Linked DNA regions of Homo sapiens: region 1 is linked to region 2. Evidence: chromatin contacts called from ENCODE Hi-C or POLR2A ChIA-PET data. All regions are on one chromosome and are shown on one strand. The core of a region is the stretch at or near the end of the contact, and the rest is flanking DNA. Distances in the headings are between cores, read along the strand shown.

Region 1 (7,019 bases), core at 2,421-4,920, 130 kb after region 2:
AAAGCCCAGGAGCTCTGGATTCAGTCAGGCCTAACTTAAAACCTCCTTTGTGGTCCCCCAGACTTAACAGAAACAGGGCCCTTGAGGCTCTGGCCTTGGCGTTCCTCTCCAGCCCTCTCTCAGCACAGCTCCTCTCTCAGCCCTAGCAAGCTACCCATAGTTCCTTAATGCATCAGGCTCTCCTCACCTTTGGGGATACTCAGCCCTCCCTCCAGGCAGCTTTCTCAGTGCCCCCCAGCACCTGTTCCCCCACCCCCAGCTCCACTAAGAGCCCCTTCCTGTCTCAGGGCTTATAATATACATTTTAACTTATTTTTCACTTGTGGGTGTGGATTGCATCTTAATCCTCAAGGTATCTGCAGCACTGTGCACAGAAAGTAGTGGTCACTCTGGTTTTATGTGTTGGGTGAGTAGAAGCAAGGTTTCTGAAACTTTCGAGAATTGCTATGTTTATGAATATAGTGCTCACGTTCTCTCTCTCTCTCTGTCTCTCTCTCTATATATATCTATATATAGATATATATAGATTAGATATATAGATATATATAATTAGATATATAGATATATACACAGATATAGATATAGATATAGATATATATTGCCCCAACAAAGGACAGCCGGACTGCTTCAGCAGAAGCAAGTGCATCTCTCAGGGTCCCTCAGCCTGGCACCTCATCCTTGAGGGCACCTCCATAAAAGGATGGAGTTGGATGGTTGGCCATAAGGAAGGCCCAGAAGGTGCTAACACGGATGAGCTGACATGGACCTCAGGGTCCTGCTTCTCTCCAAGTGACTCTGTCCCACCCACAGTGAAAGTCAAAGTTGCTAAGCCTGAAGTGACAAAAGAGGGCGTCGAGCTGCACCCAGATGCAAGTGCTAAGCCCCAGCGAGGCCCCTCCCACCCACTAGCCAGGTGACTCCCCCCGCATTAGCCTCGCAGCCTGTGCAGTTCTCTCCGATCACGAGTGCTCTGCACCTACAGAGCCGCTTACAAATACTTGCACCCTGAATGTTAAGCCCAAGGATGCCAAGGGCCTTTAGATAAGGTCACACTGGCTTCTGCAGTCTTTGCTCGAGCCCTGTTGGAATTCCCTGGCTTTTGGCTGACAGGTTTATCTAGTCCTCTACCAACTCAGGTTGTCTGAACATCTCCAAACCAGCAGCATGTGAGCAACATGTAAGTCACACAGCCCCATATTGAGCAGGACATATTCAGATTGCATCTAGCCTAGAGTAAGAAGAGGGCATTTTTGGTTGGGTGCGGTGGCTCACACCTGTAATCCCAGCACTTTGGGAGGCCGAGGCGGGCGAATCATGAGGTCAGGAGTTTGAGACCAGCCTGGCCGACATGATGAAACCCCGTCTCTACTAAAATACAAAAAATTAGCCGGACGTACTGGCAGGCGCCTGAAATCACAGCTACTCGGGAGGCTGAGGCAGGAGAATCTCTTGAGCCCGGGAGGTGGAGGTTGCAGTGAGCCGAGATCTCGCCATTGCATTCCAGCCTGGGCAACAGAATGAGACTCCGTCTCAGAAAAAAAAAAAAAAAAAAAAGTTGGCGGGGGGGCATTTTTCCCAAGCTCGGTTCTGTAGAGAGTGGGATGCTCTATCCTGTCCCTGGAGCCCCTCTCTGTGTCTAGGGTGGACTGAAGCCCCTGCCTGCATCCTCTCCGCCACCACCCACCCGCACTCATCCACACACAATCTACTCCTTATTGCCAGGCCCTTCTGAAGCCCAGCATGGCCATCTCTAATCAGGTGCATGTGTTAGGAAGCTGTCAGGACTTACTGGCATGCATTGAATAAAGACTGGGTATGGGTTGTGCCCACGCCTTTCAAATAACACAGCTGTTGATCCCAGAGTCCCACTAATCATTACCAGGGATAGATTGCACGGCCACTTCTGCTTGGGGTGGCCCTGAGCTAATTCATTAAAGGGTATGTGAAGTGGAAGATAGTTAAGGTAAAGGTAATGCCAGACCAAAAATGAGTTCCGTAGTAAGGAGCACTCTTCAGCTCAAATATAGTCTTTTAAAGCTGGAAGGAACTTGGAGACTGTCGGCTTCCACTTTTTTTTTTTTTTTTTTAAGCTGAAGAAGCCATTCTTCCAGTATCAGTTTACATAGAATTCCAATAAATAAAACAGCTAAACAGAGAGCTCTTCTGGAGAATCAGGAATGGGCACAAGTAGCCCATTCATCCCCACTCCTGCCATCCACCTCCTTTGGTGCCTCCATTAGGAAAACCACAGCCCTTACCCATCCTTGCTGTCGTGTACCCATGGGCACCGGCGGCCAGGGAGGCAGTGTGGTGCTTGGGAACGAGCTGGCAGGCAGAAGCCTCAGTCCTGGGAAATGAACTAGCCTTACTGACCCCAGCTTCACTCCTCCGTAAAAGGACTATAATGTCCACCTCAGGGAGATGAATGAAATAGTAAATGAAATATTATATGTGAAAGCTGTAGTAGATATTCATTAAGCATTAGTTTCACTTCCATTTTTGTCCAGTCACAGAGCTTTTTTTTTTTTTTTTTTTTTTTTGGAGACAGAGTCTCTCTCAGTTGCTCAGGCTGGAGTGCACTGGCGGGGTCTCGGCTCACTGCAAGCTCCGCCTCCTGGGTTCACGCCATTCTCCTGCCACAGCCTCCTGAGTAGCTGGGATTACAGGTGCCCGCCACTACACCCGGCTAATTTTTTTGTATTTTTAGTAGAGACGGGGTTTCACCATGCTAGCCAGGATGGTCTCGATCTCCTGACCTCGTGATCTGCCTGTCTCAGCCTCCCAAAGTACTGGGATTACAGGCGTGAGCCACCGCACCCGGCCTTCTTTTTCTTTCTTTTTGAGAAAGGTCTCACTGTATTGCCCAGGCTGGAGTGCAGTAGTGCAATCTCAGCTCACTGCAGCCTTGACCTCCCAGGCTCAAGCGATCCTCCTACCTCAGCTTCCTGCGTAGCTGGGATGACAGGCATGCACCACCACGCCCAGCTAATTTTTGTATTTTTTGTAGAGTCGGGTTTCACCATGCTGCCCAGGCTGGTCTCAAAATCCTGGGCTCAAGCCATCCTCCCACCTCGGCCTTCTAAAGTGCTGGGATTACAGGTGTGAGCCACCGTGCCCGGCCATCACAGAGCTATTATGTTGCTCTTTCTAGATCTACTTGAACTTAGCAGTTCCCAGTCAGGTTCACAGTGAGTTTGTCAGTGGTGCAATTCTACAAATAATGGATTCACCTTGAGATCTGCTTTTATTCAGTCTTTTTTTCCTCAATAGTACATGTTTCTTAAAGACTATTTGAAAAATGTATAAAAGTAAAAGGAAGATAACAATTATTGAGCCTCACCTCCTAAACAAAGCCACCATTTACATTTTGGTCTATTTCCTTCCAGTCTTTTTTTTTTTTCTTAATGCATACACTTTATGGAACGTGAGGAGACCATTGTTTTGCTTTGATCTTTCTTGCTAAATCCTACCTTTCAAAACAAGCCCATTACAGAGAAGAGGAACAGATGTTGCCCAGCTTTTTCACTGTAACTGTAACATCAAACCTTCCCATAGCTGTAAACACTCTTCTCAGATGAAGCTTGTAAATTATGCCATTTTCTGGGAAGAGTCCCAGCCTTAAACCAGCTCCTTTTTCCTCAACTAACACTTGCCAAGGCCAGCCTGAATCTTTCTGCCTTTTATCCACATTAGTCACGGCCTTCTCTTTTCTAGTGTGGATTTGTGGTTTGGCTTGGTGACCCTCAGCTCACAAAATGAGTTGCAAGCAACTTTCTCAACTTTCCTAAATAGGCAGACCCCACTTAGTAAACAGCTTGTCCAACACTTCTATCCAAGACCACTTCTCTTCCCCTCGCTTTCCAGCCCCCATTGTGGGCTACTGTGCCACCGCCATAGGGCCAGGAGTGGGAAACCTGGGCCCTGCAAAGGAATTTATGGATTTACATGTAGAGAGAGGGAAGGAATTGTGAAAAACAGGAATAGCTTAGGGGAAAGGGTCCTGGAGTCCTAAGAAGGAAAGGGAAGTTCAGAGAAGAAGGTGAAATAATACAAACTTGACCTTTAAAGTGTTACTCAGCTGGGCACAGTGGCTCATGCCTGTAATCCCAGTACTTTGGGAGACCGAGGTGGGCGGATCACAAGGTCAGGAGTTCAAGACCAGCCTGGCCAACATAGTGACACCCCATCTCTACTAAAATTACAAAAATTAGCCGGGCATGGTGGCATGTGCCCGTAGTCCCAGCTACTCGGGAGGCTGAGGCAGGAGAATTGCTTGAACCTGAGAAGTGGAGGTTGCAGTGAGCCAAGATCGTGCCATTGCACTCCAGCTTGGGCAACAGAGTGAGACTTCATCTCAAAAAAAAAAAAAAAAAGTTCCTGAGGGTCAAGCCTGGACCAGGAAACCAAGAGGAGAGACTCAACTTCCTCCTATTTTTTTACCCTCATACACCCTCTGACCTTTTGCTTCTATGACCCGAGCTCTTGTTTTTGCTTTTGGGCTGATTCAGTTACATTATAGGCTCAGAGAGCCTTGGGTAGGCTAATCTCCACTTACTGCATCAATGAAAAATGCATTCTGAGTTCCAACTTGCCAGCCCAGGAGCTTCTAGAGCACGACCCACTGGTGAGTGAGAGACTGCAGGTGTTGTATGGAGAACTAGTCCTAGAATTGTCCCTATGCATAAGGGAACCGACACCAGCCACCAAGTGCTCTTTACTTCCTGAGATCTGGATGTGGGTTGGTATTTCTGTACACATGGATCCGACCAGAAGAAAGTAGGAGAGAACCTAGTAAACTTGAGATTGGAGGTTATGTGAAATCACCAAACTAGATGATTCCAGCAAAAAGAGTTTCTGTGATGTGTGTGTAGGTTCACACCCCTTAAGATAACCATACTTGACTGTATGATAGTCGCAGGAGTCACTTACTTACTACAGATGCATCAGAGACCATGTGATGAAGAAGATGGCTTCCCAGTGGAGTTGCAAGGTGCCTCTGGGGGGTGTGTTTTTAAATTGTCAACAGCTTCCACATGGTGTTTATATCCTTAACTTTTGGCATTGGGGGCATTCAGATGAGGTCATCCGCTTGGGTCCATTTCCTGAGTGTTGATCATTTTGCGACACAGAGAACAGCGTCTTCTATTCTTAGAGCCTTCAAGCCTAAATGCTCCCTGCCTGGCTCCAGGCCCATGCCCCCTTCCTCCCCACCCACTTTCCCCAGAAAATTTTTGTTGTGGAAAATTACACATTCACAAATTGTGTTTCTTTCCTCACACCAAGCATATTCCCACACAGAGACAGATTCTGGAATGATCTCATGGATGACTCATGCCATTATCTGGCTGTTTATAGGAGCTGCCTTTAGACAAAGATTTGGTCATAAGCTACGTTAAGACCCCTTCATTGTCTGCCAGTTGCCCTTGCAGGGGATGGCTTATGGCTTATCGATGGAGTCCTGAGTGGGAGTGGGAAGGGACTTCTAGACTAAAAGCTGCTTTTGACTTCACTTTTGTCCATCAACTGTGGACCCTGTTCCATTGTCTCTGAACTCTGGAGGCACCTTCTGCTTGATGTCAGCAAGCAGGCCTGGTCCAAGATGGCAGCTGCACTGTATCGGAAGGGCAACAAACGGGACTCTTAAGCTAAGGGGAAGACTTGTGTCGTCGACTTCCGGCCCATGTGTAATCTCTTAATTAAAATTTAGCTCACAAGTGGTATTTCCTTTCGTAATCCAGCTTTCAGGCTTTGCTTTAGGTGCAGGAAATCTCTCACTCCTTATTCTCTTTGAAGGGTCTGGAAATCCTGTTAATATTTAATTGGCTTTTAAATTATTGACACATCAAAGTGTTCAACCTATTGTTGTCCTTTGAAGAGCTAGCGCCTAGTGGAGCTCCTGGCAGGTGTTCCAAGTTCTTGGGCTTAGAGCACCATTAGAGAAAGGATGGTGGAGAGAAGTCAGGACCACTCCATTTTGGAAGCAGAAAGCCTTGGAACCTAGTTAATTGGATCACACTTTTTCCATCTAGTTTCCAGGTGTTAGATATTTAAGTCTTGTCTTTTTTTAAGAGAGTAATATTAATTAGTTCATTGATCATGCTCCCTGAGGAAAGGGCCATAGCTTGAACTTCTTGTTATCTAATAGGGAATCTTGTTTTCCTGTCAGAATCTGTTTCATGCATTATGGCTCAGTGAGCAGCTGGCTGGGCCTCTGCCAGGGAGCCACAGAAGAGGAAACTAAAAATCATTTTGCCTTTTACAAAAGATGAAGTCCAGAGTCGGCCGTTTTATGATTAATAATGACCTAGGTATTCCCCTTTGGCCCCAAGATAGCTAGATTAGCCACCTGCTTTGATCAGGTGACTCCACAGCTGTGCATGTGTGCTTTGTGCTGAAGAAGCCAAAACTAAGACAGGGGTCCAGGGGTTTCTAACAGTGAAATTACAGGCATTCAAGGAGAGCTACATTAAATTAATTTTGGTGCCATCCTATGAAGGATGAGTTTACACTCCCAAAATGAACCAGCCTGTTTTTCTGCTCATTGCTTAACGGTATAACTGCTGCTTGGCTGTCTCCCCAAATGTGCTTTTACCTCCTGTTTTAATCCCCACCCCCATCTTCTGAGTCCCTCCCTTTTACCCCCTCCAGTCACTCCCACTCCCCCACCCCCGTGGGCCAGTTTTAAATGTCAGCCTTTGTTTAAAAAAAAAAAAAAAAAAAGTATATATCTTTGTGCTGGATTTTCAGTGTGCTTGTTGCCTACAGCCTCTGCAGAAGTTCACAAACTTGCACAGAATGTGAAAGCAGCTCCTCTAGGTACATGTGGCTAAGCTGCAGCGCTACCCAGGACTGTAGAGAGAAGGAATGACAACCTTGCATCGTCCACAGTTCCTTGCCAGTAGTTCAGTTAGGGTGTCTGTAGAAATGAGATCACTTCCTATAACCTGACTAACCGTGTTCACCTCTGAGTAAAAGCTGCAACATTTTAACCTAATATACACAACTTTAGACAATATTCA
Region 2 (6,454 bases), core at 1,764-4,263:
CCCAGGATTCGGCATCACTGGGCAGATGCCGGAGCTGTTCACAGAGACACCACTCTTCCGGTAGCTTCCATGCTATATCAAGCCAGAGAGGACAAGGAACTTGAGAAGTGTAGTTCCCTGAGAGAGCTGATGGGAGCCCCGGAAGGCACGGAATGGGTGTGGTGGCAAACAGAGCACCAAGGGAGCAGGCTCCATGACTTTCAGCCCTGGAGGTGCGGCTCTGTGGCCCCGGGTGTTCTCCCAGGCCTCCTCTTAATCCATCTCATCCCAGTAAACCTCGCTGATGGGGACTGTGAAAGATGCCCCGCTCTTCTCCATGAGGGCTGGCCAGCTTTGGGGGAAATACGAATCTAAGTTTTCTGTTGTTTTTCTAATTAAGTTTTAAAAATAATTTTCAAGGAAGAAATTAACACCTCTACATTAGAACCAGGTGCCATATTTAAATTTCAAGTGGTTTTTAGTTTATCTCAAATGAATAAGTCTTTCTTTTCAACATTTAATATTCAAATACCTGTTCATAAAAATGCGTCTTCACCCTATTTTTGCCATATTTATTCCCTAGGGGATTTTCTTGGTTTGAGTCTTATGTTTAGCAGACACTTCAAGTCGACAAATTGAAATTGGCCGGCCATGGTGGCTCACGCCTATAATCCCAATACTTTGGAAGGCTGAGGCGGGCATATCACCTGAGGTCAGAAGTTTGATACCAGCCTGGCCAACATGGTGAAAACCGGTCTCTACTAAAAATACAAAATTAGCTATGCGTGGTGCATGCTGGTAATCCCAGCTACTTGGGAGGCTGAGACAGGAGAATTGATTGAACCTGGGAGGCAGAGGTTGCAGTGAGCCGAGATCACGGCACTGCACTCCAGCATGGAACACGAGAGCAAAACTCCATCTCAAAAAAAAAAAAAAGAGTTGGTGGGGGGCCGGGCACAGTAGCTCACGCCTGTAATCCCAGCACTCTGGGAGGCCAAGCCAGGTGGATCACGAGATCAAGAGATCAAGACCATCCTGGCCAACATGGTGAAACCCCATCTCTACTAAAAATACAAAAATTAACTGGGCGTGGTGGCGGGCGCCTGTAGTCCCAGCTACTTGGGAGGCTGAGGGAGCACAATCACTTGAACCTGGGAGACGGAGCGTGCAGTGAGCCGAGATTGCGCCGCTGCACTCCAGCCTGGCGACAGAGCGAGACTCTGTCTGAAAGAAAGAAAGAAAGAAAGGAAGAAAGAAGGAAGGAAAGAAGGAAGGAAGGAAGGAAGGAAGGAAGGAAGGAAGGAAAGAAAGAAAGAAAGAAAGAGAAAGAAAGAAAGAAAGAGAAAGAAAGAAAGGAAGAAAGAAGGAAGGAAAGAAGGAAGGAAGGAAGGAAGGAAGGAAGGAAGGAAGGAAAGAAAGAAAGAAAGAAAGAAAGAAAGAAAGAAAGAAAGAGAAAGAAAGAAAGAAAGAGAAAGAAAGAAAGGAAGAAAGAAGGAAGGAAAGAAGGAAGGAAGGAAGGAAAGAAAGAAAGAAAGAAAGAAAGAAAGAAAGAAAGAAAGAGAAAGAAAGAAAGGAAAGAAAGAAAGAGAAAGAAAGAAAGAAAGAAAGAAAGAAAGAAAGAAAGAAAGAAAGAAAGAAAGAAGAATCTCCTTTAAATTAGAAGGAAACTCTTAGTGTACTGCAGGATTCCTTTGCTAGGCTGAGCCCCAGTTGTCTGAAAGTCATTTGCCCAAAACATTTAACACTAACTCCTGAAAAATTCTGTACATGCTAAGAAGATCTGAACCACTTAGTGCAATAGGAATCTGCTAAAAAGCACCTAGGATAAGGGAAAACAACATAGAAAATCTGTATTTCTTCTTCTTCTTTTTTTTCCAAGACGGAGTCTTGCTCTGTCACCCAAGCTGGAGTGCAGTGGCATGATCTCAGCTCACTGCAACCTCCCCCTCCCGGGTTCAAGAAATTCTCCTGTCTCAGCTTCCCAAGTAGCTGGGATTATAGGCACGCACCACAACGACCGGCTAATTTTTGTATTTTTAGTAGAGACGGGTTTTCACCATGTTGGCCGGACTGGTCTTGAACTCCTGACCTCGTGATCCACCCACCTCAGCCTCCCAGTGTGTTGGGATTCCAGGCGTGAGCCACCGCGCCCGGCCGAAAAATTGTATTTCTATTCACAATGAGACAGGACTATTAAAACCACATGTTTATTTTTGGAAACTCTAATCTTCAGTAACTCTCATTTACAGTTCAACCACAATATGAAAACCCTTTATTATTTTATATCCAACTTTTATTATAAAAATAATAAATGCCCATATAAATATTTGGAAAATAAAAAGTATAATAATTCATGTTTTTAAAGCCATAACTTCAACATCTGATGATAACCTCTGTTAATACTGCAATGCCTATCTTGTGTGTGTGTATAAAACAACCTTGTAATCATATCACACATAGTTTTATATTCTGATTTTTATCATTTATCACTTTATCTTATGGATTTCTCCACACTAAAATGTTGCCCATTAAAAACTTATTATTATTATTACTATTATTATTATTTTGAGACAGAGTCTCTGTTGCCCAGGCTGGAGAGCCCTGGTGCCATCTCAGCTCACTGCAACCTCCGCCTCCCAGGTTAAAGAGTCTCCTGCCTCAGCCTCTTGAGTAGCTGGGATTACAAGCACGCACCACCACACCCAGCTAACTTTTGTATTTTTAGTAGAGACGGAGTTTCACCATGTTGGCCAGGCTGGACTCAAACTCCTGACCTCAAGCAATCCACCTGCCTCAGCCTGTCAAAGTGCTGGGATTACAGGCGTGAGCCACTGCACCCAACCTAAAAAATTCATTTTAATTGGCTCATGATACTTCATTGTTTGACAGTACTATAATTTATTAAATGATTTCCCTATTGTCAGACATTTAGGAACCACACTACAATTTATGCCTTGACAATCCAACATGAAAAGACTGTTTTTTTTTTTTTTGTCTTGAAAAAGGAAGTAACATCATCCCGAAAGAAGCTGGTATTTCCTCTTCTCAACCTCTGGTTCTCTCTCTTCACTGTCTCTGGTTTCATATTAACTTCATTTGAAGGCTTCTTCTTTTGCTATATTAAAGAATAGGAGTGAGAAAAGCAGCTACCACCTAGAGAAACTCTGACCAAAGGAGTGGCAATGGACGATTAATAAAATGATTATTTTAAAGATAAGCTTTGTTCTTGTTCTTTATAAATTGCAAGTCATGGCTGAATAATCATTTTTAAGAATATGTGTATATTTTTAGCCAGTTTTGGTGGCACGTGCCTGTAGTCCCAGCTACTCAGGAGGCCAAGGCAGGGGTATTGCTTGAGCCCAGGAGGTCAAGGCTGCAGTGAGCCATAATGGCGCCACTGCACTCCAGCCTGGGTGGCAGAGCAAGATCCTGTCTCAAAAAAAAAAAAAAATATATATATATGTGTGTGTGTGTGTGTGTGTGTGTGTGTGTGTGTGTACACATATATATTCCTTTTTAAAATATATATATATATATATATATTCTTATTTTTAAGATGCTTTAGATGAGTCAGTGTTCTCCAGATAGATGGATCCAATAGGATATATAGAGACATGAGAGGGGATTTATGAGGGGAATTGGCTCATGTGATTATGGAAGCTGAGAAGTCCCATGACAGGCCATCTGGAAGCTGGAGACCCGGGGATGATGGTAGTGTGGCTTTGCCCAAGTTCGAAGCCTCAGAACTGGGGAAGCCAATGGTATAACTCTCAGTCCGTGGCCAAAGCCCTGCGAACTCGGGGCTGGTGGAGGAGGATGCTGGTGTAAGTCCCGGAGTCCAAAGGCCAGGGAGCCTGGAGTCCTGCTGTCCAAGGGCAAGAGGAGAAGGCCGTCCCAGCTCCAGGAGAGAGCATGAGACTCTGCCTTCCCTCTGTCTTTCTATTCTCTGTGGTCCACCAGTCGATTGAACGTTGCCTGCCCACACTGAGAGCAGATCTTCCCTGCTCAGTTCACCAAATCACAATCCAGTCTCCTCTGGAAACACCTCACCAACACATCCAAAATGATGGTTTACCACCTCTCTAGATATTTCTCAATTCATTCAAGTTGACACCTAAAATTAACCATCACACTTAGAAATCCCTGTTATGTTGGCTGGGCACGGTGGCTCACACTTGTGATCCCAGCACTTTGGGAGGCCGAGGTGGGTGGGTCGCCTGAGGTTAGGAGTTTGAGACCAGCCTGGCCAACATGGTGAAACCTCATCTCTACTAAAAATACAAAAATTAGCTGGGCATAGTGGCGGGTGCCTGTAATCCCAGTTACTCAGGAGGCTGAGGCAGGAGAATCACTTGAACCTGGGAAGTGGAGGTTGCAGTGAGCTGAGATTGCGTCACTGCACTCCAGCCTGGGTGACAGAGTGAGACTCCATCTCAAAAAAGAAAGAAAGAAAGAAAAGGAAATCCCTGTTATGTGAGTGATGAGTTATGAATTCCACAGAAGGCTGTGATTAGGTATCTGTTTTGATTTATTTGGGATACCCATTGGTTTTCTTTTTCTTTTTCTTTTGAGACAGAGTTTTTCTCTTGTTACCCAGGCTGGAGTGCAATGGCGCAATCTCGGCTCACTGCAACCTCTGCCTCCTGGGTTCAAGCGATTCTCCTGCCACAGCCTCCCGAGTAGCTGGGATTACAGGCGCCTACCATCACATCTGGCTAATTTTTTGTATTTTTAGTAGAGACAGGGTTTCACCATGTTGGCCAGACTGATCTCGAACTCCTGACCTCAGGTGATCTGACCCCGTCGGCCTCTCAAAGTGCTGGGATTACAGGCATGAGTCACCGCACCCGGCCTACCCATTGGTTTTCTTGTGACCTTTTGTATTTTTGTAGTAGGCATCAATGATTTGGAGTGGGATTGGTCCTCTCGTGTGTGTGTGTGTGTGTGTGTGTGTGTGTGTTTATTTTGAGACAGAGTCTCACTCTGTCACCTAGGCTGGAGTGCAGTGGCACGATCATAGCTCACTGCATTCTCAAACTCCTGGGCTCAAGCAATCCTCCCTCCTTACTCCCAAATAGCTGGGACGACAGGCGTGTACCACCATGCCCAGCTAATTTATTTTTTTTTTCAGACGGAGTCTCACTCTGTTGCCCAGGCTGGAGTGCCGTGGCGTGATCTCGGCTCACTGCAAGCTCCACCTCCCGGGTTCACGCCATTCTCCTGCCTCAGCCTCCCGAGTAGCTGGGACTACAGGTGCCTGCCACCATGCCTGGCTAATTTTTTTGTATTTTTAGTAGAGACAGGGTTTCACCATGTTAGCCCGAATGGCCTCGATCTCCTGACCTTGTGATCAACCTGCCTCAGCCTCCCAGAGTGTTGGGATTACAGGCGTGAGCCACGGTGCCCAGCACCCCCCCTTTTTTTTTGAGACAGAGTTTTGCTCTCATGTTCCAGGCTAGAGTGCAGTGCCGTGATCCCGACCTCAGGTGATCTGCCCGCCTCGGCCTCCCAGAGTGTTGGGATTACAGGCGTGAGACACTGTGCCCAGCCTACCACTGCACCTTCTAATCTGGGGTTCATGTTACAAGTACAAAGGAAGATAAAGCAGTGAAAATTATGTCCCTTTTTAGGAGTGGAATTTGGATAGAAGACTCTTCTGCTGAGATGTTTGTAAACAACAGGTCACCTGCTAATTGAATAGAAGGATCTAAGCATTCCTTTGGGGTGCTACCTATGAGCATTGAACATCTCCTTCTTTCCACAGGAGCCATGTGCAGCTTGAGTATCCAGGGGTCATCCAGTCTGTTTCTTCTTCACTCAAGTCTACACTCTTTTTAAACACCCATCTAGAGGTAGAGCCAGAGGGGAGTTACATTTGGGAGGAAAAAAGAGAGAAGGGCTATGATTCATGGAGAGAACTGGCTCAAAAACTGCAATCCAGGTCAAGGTCACGGCTCCCAGCGTAAACTGAAGAGCCAGGGACCCTCGGCATCAATGGCTTGGCTCTTGGCACCGCTTCGGGTCAGGCTTAGTGTTGATACGGTTCATCAATTTGTTTTCAGAGAGCTGCCCCAAAGTCAGCAGGGTCAGTCAGTTCTAACCAGCAGGCAATCGAATAGCCAGCAAAGGCACCCCAGGGAGGGGGAGGAAGGAAGAAAGTAGGACGCCCGACTTGATCATGCTAATCCTTTAAGAACCCATCCGGCAGAGCCCAGTGTTTCAATCTTCTGCGCATATTAGCACTCAGCCATCAACCGACCCAACACATTTTCTCCTCATTTGCAAAATAGTTCTACAGACAAAATTGAAAAGCCATCTCTTTGGTTTCCTTAAGTACTGGGATGGGAACTGTAACTCCCATCAGTTCATCAGCAGAAGGACATATCTTTTTTTCCAATCTGCAAGACAGGCAAGGAAACGGGAGGATTGGTGAAATCATGGACTCAGAGCTCCCAGCCTGGGAGACAGCTTTCCA

The links. Hi-C counts contacts between places; a loop is a spot of excess contacts on that map. ChIA-PET counts read pairs that join two places held with the same protein, here RNA polymerase II (POLR2A). Pooled maps may share reads with other maps.
Region 1: a loop to region 2 is called in a pooled map, with 2.6 times the contacts of the local background. The contact joins two enhancer-like sites. A Hi-C loop is called at or near these places in 4 of 50 pooled maps. POLR2A ChIA-PET finds 5 or more read pairs at or near these places in 3 of 52 experiments (BJ, Panc1 and activated CD4-positive, alpha-beta T cell).

What each region holds. Positions count from the first base shown.
Region 1 is chr18:23,222,046-23,229,064 of GRCh38, forward strand. All of the region lies in intron 4 of CABLES1 (Cdk5 and Abl enzyme substrate 1), which reads left to right. Among named protein-coding and RNA genes, the nearest start is that of CABLES1, 90 kb to the left of the region's middle. RefSeq lists an enhancer at 4,608-4,707. Within about 2 kb of position 3,671, at least 9 of the 41 ENCODE cell types and tissues checked have a DNase peak (open chromatin) inside an H3K27ac peak, as active enhancers do.
Region 2 is chr18:23,088,523-23,094,976 of GRCh38, forward strand. No RefSeq gene overlaps it. Among named protein-coding and RNA genes, the nearest start is that of CABLES1, 44 kb to the right of the region's middle. Within about 2 kb of position 3,014, at least 3 of the 41 ENCODE cell types and tissues checked have a DNase peak (open chromatin) inside an H3K27ac peak, as active enhancers do.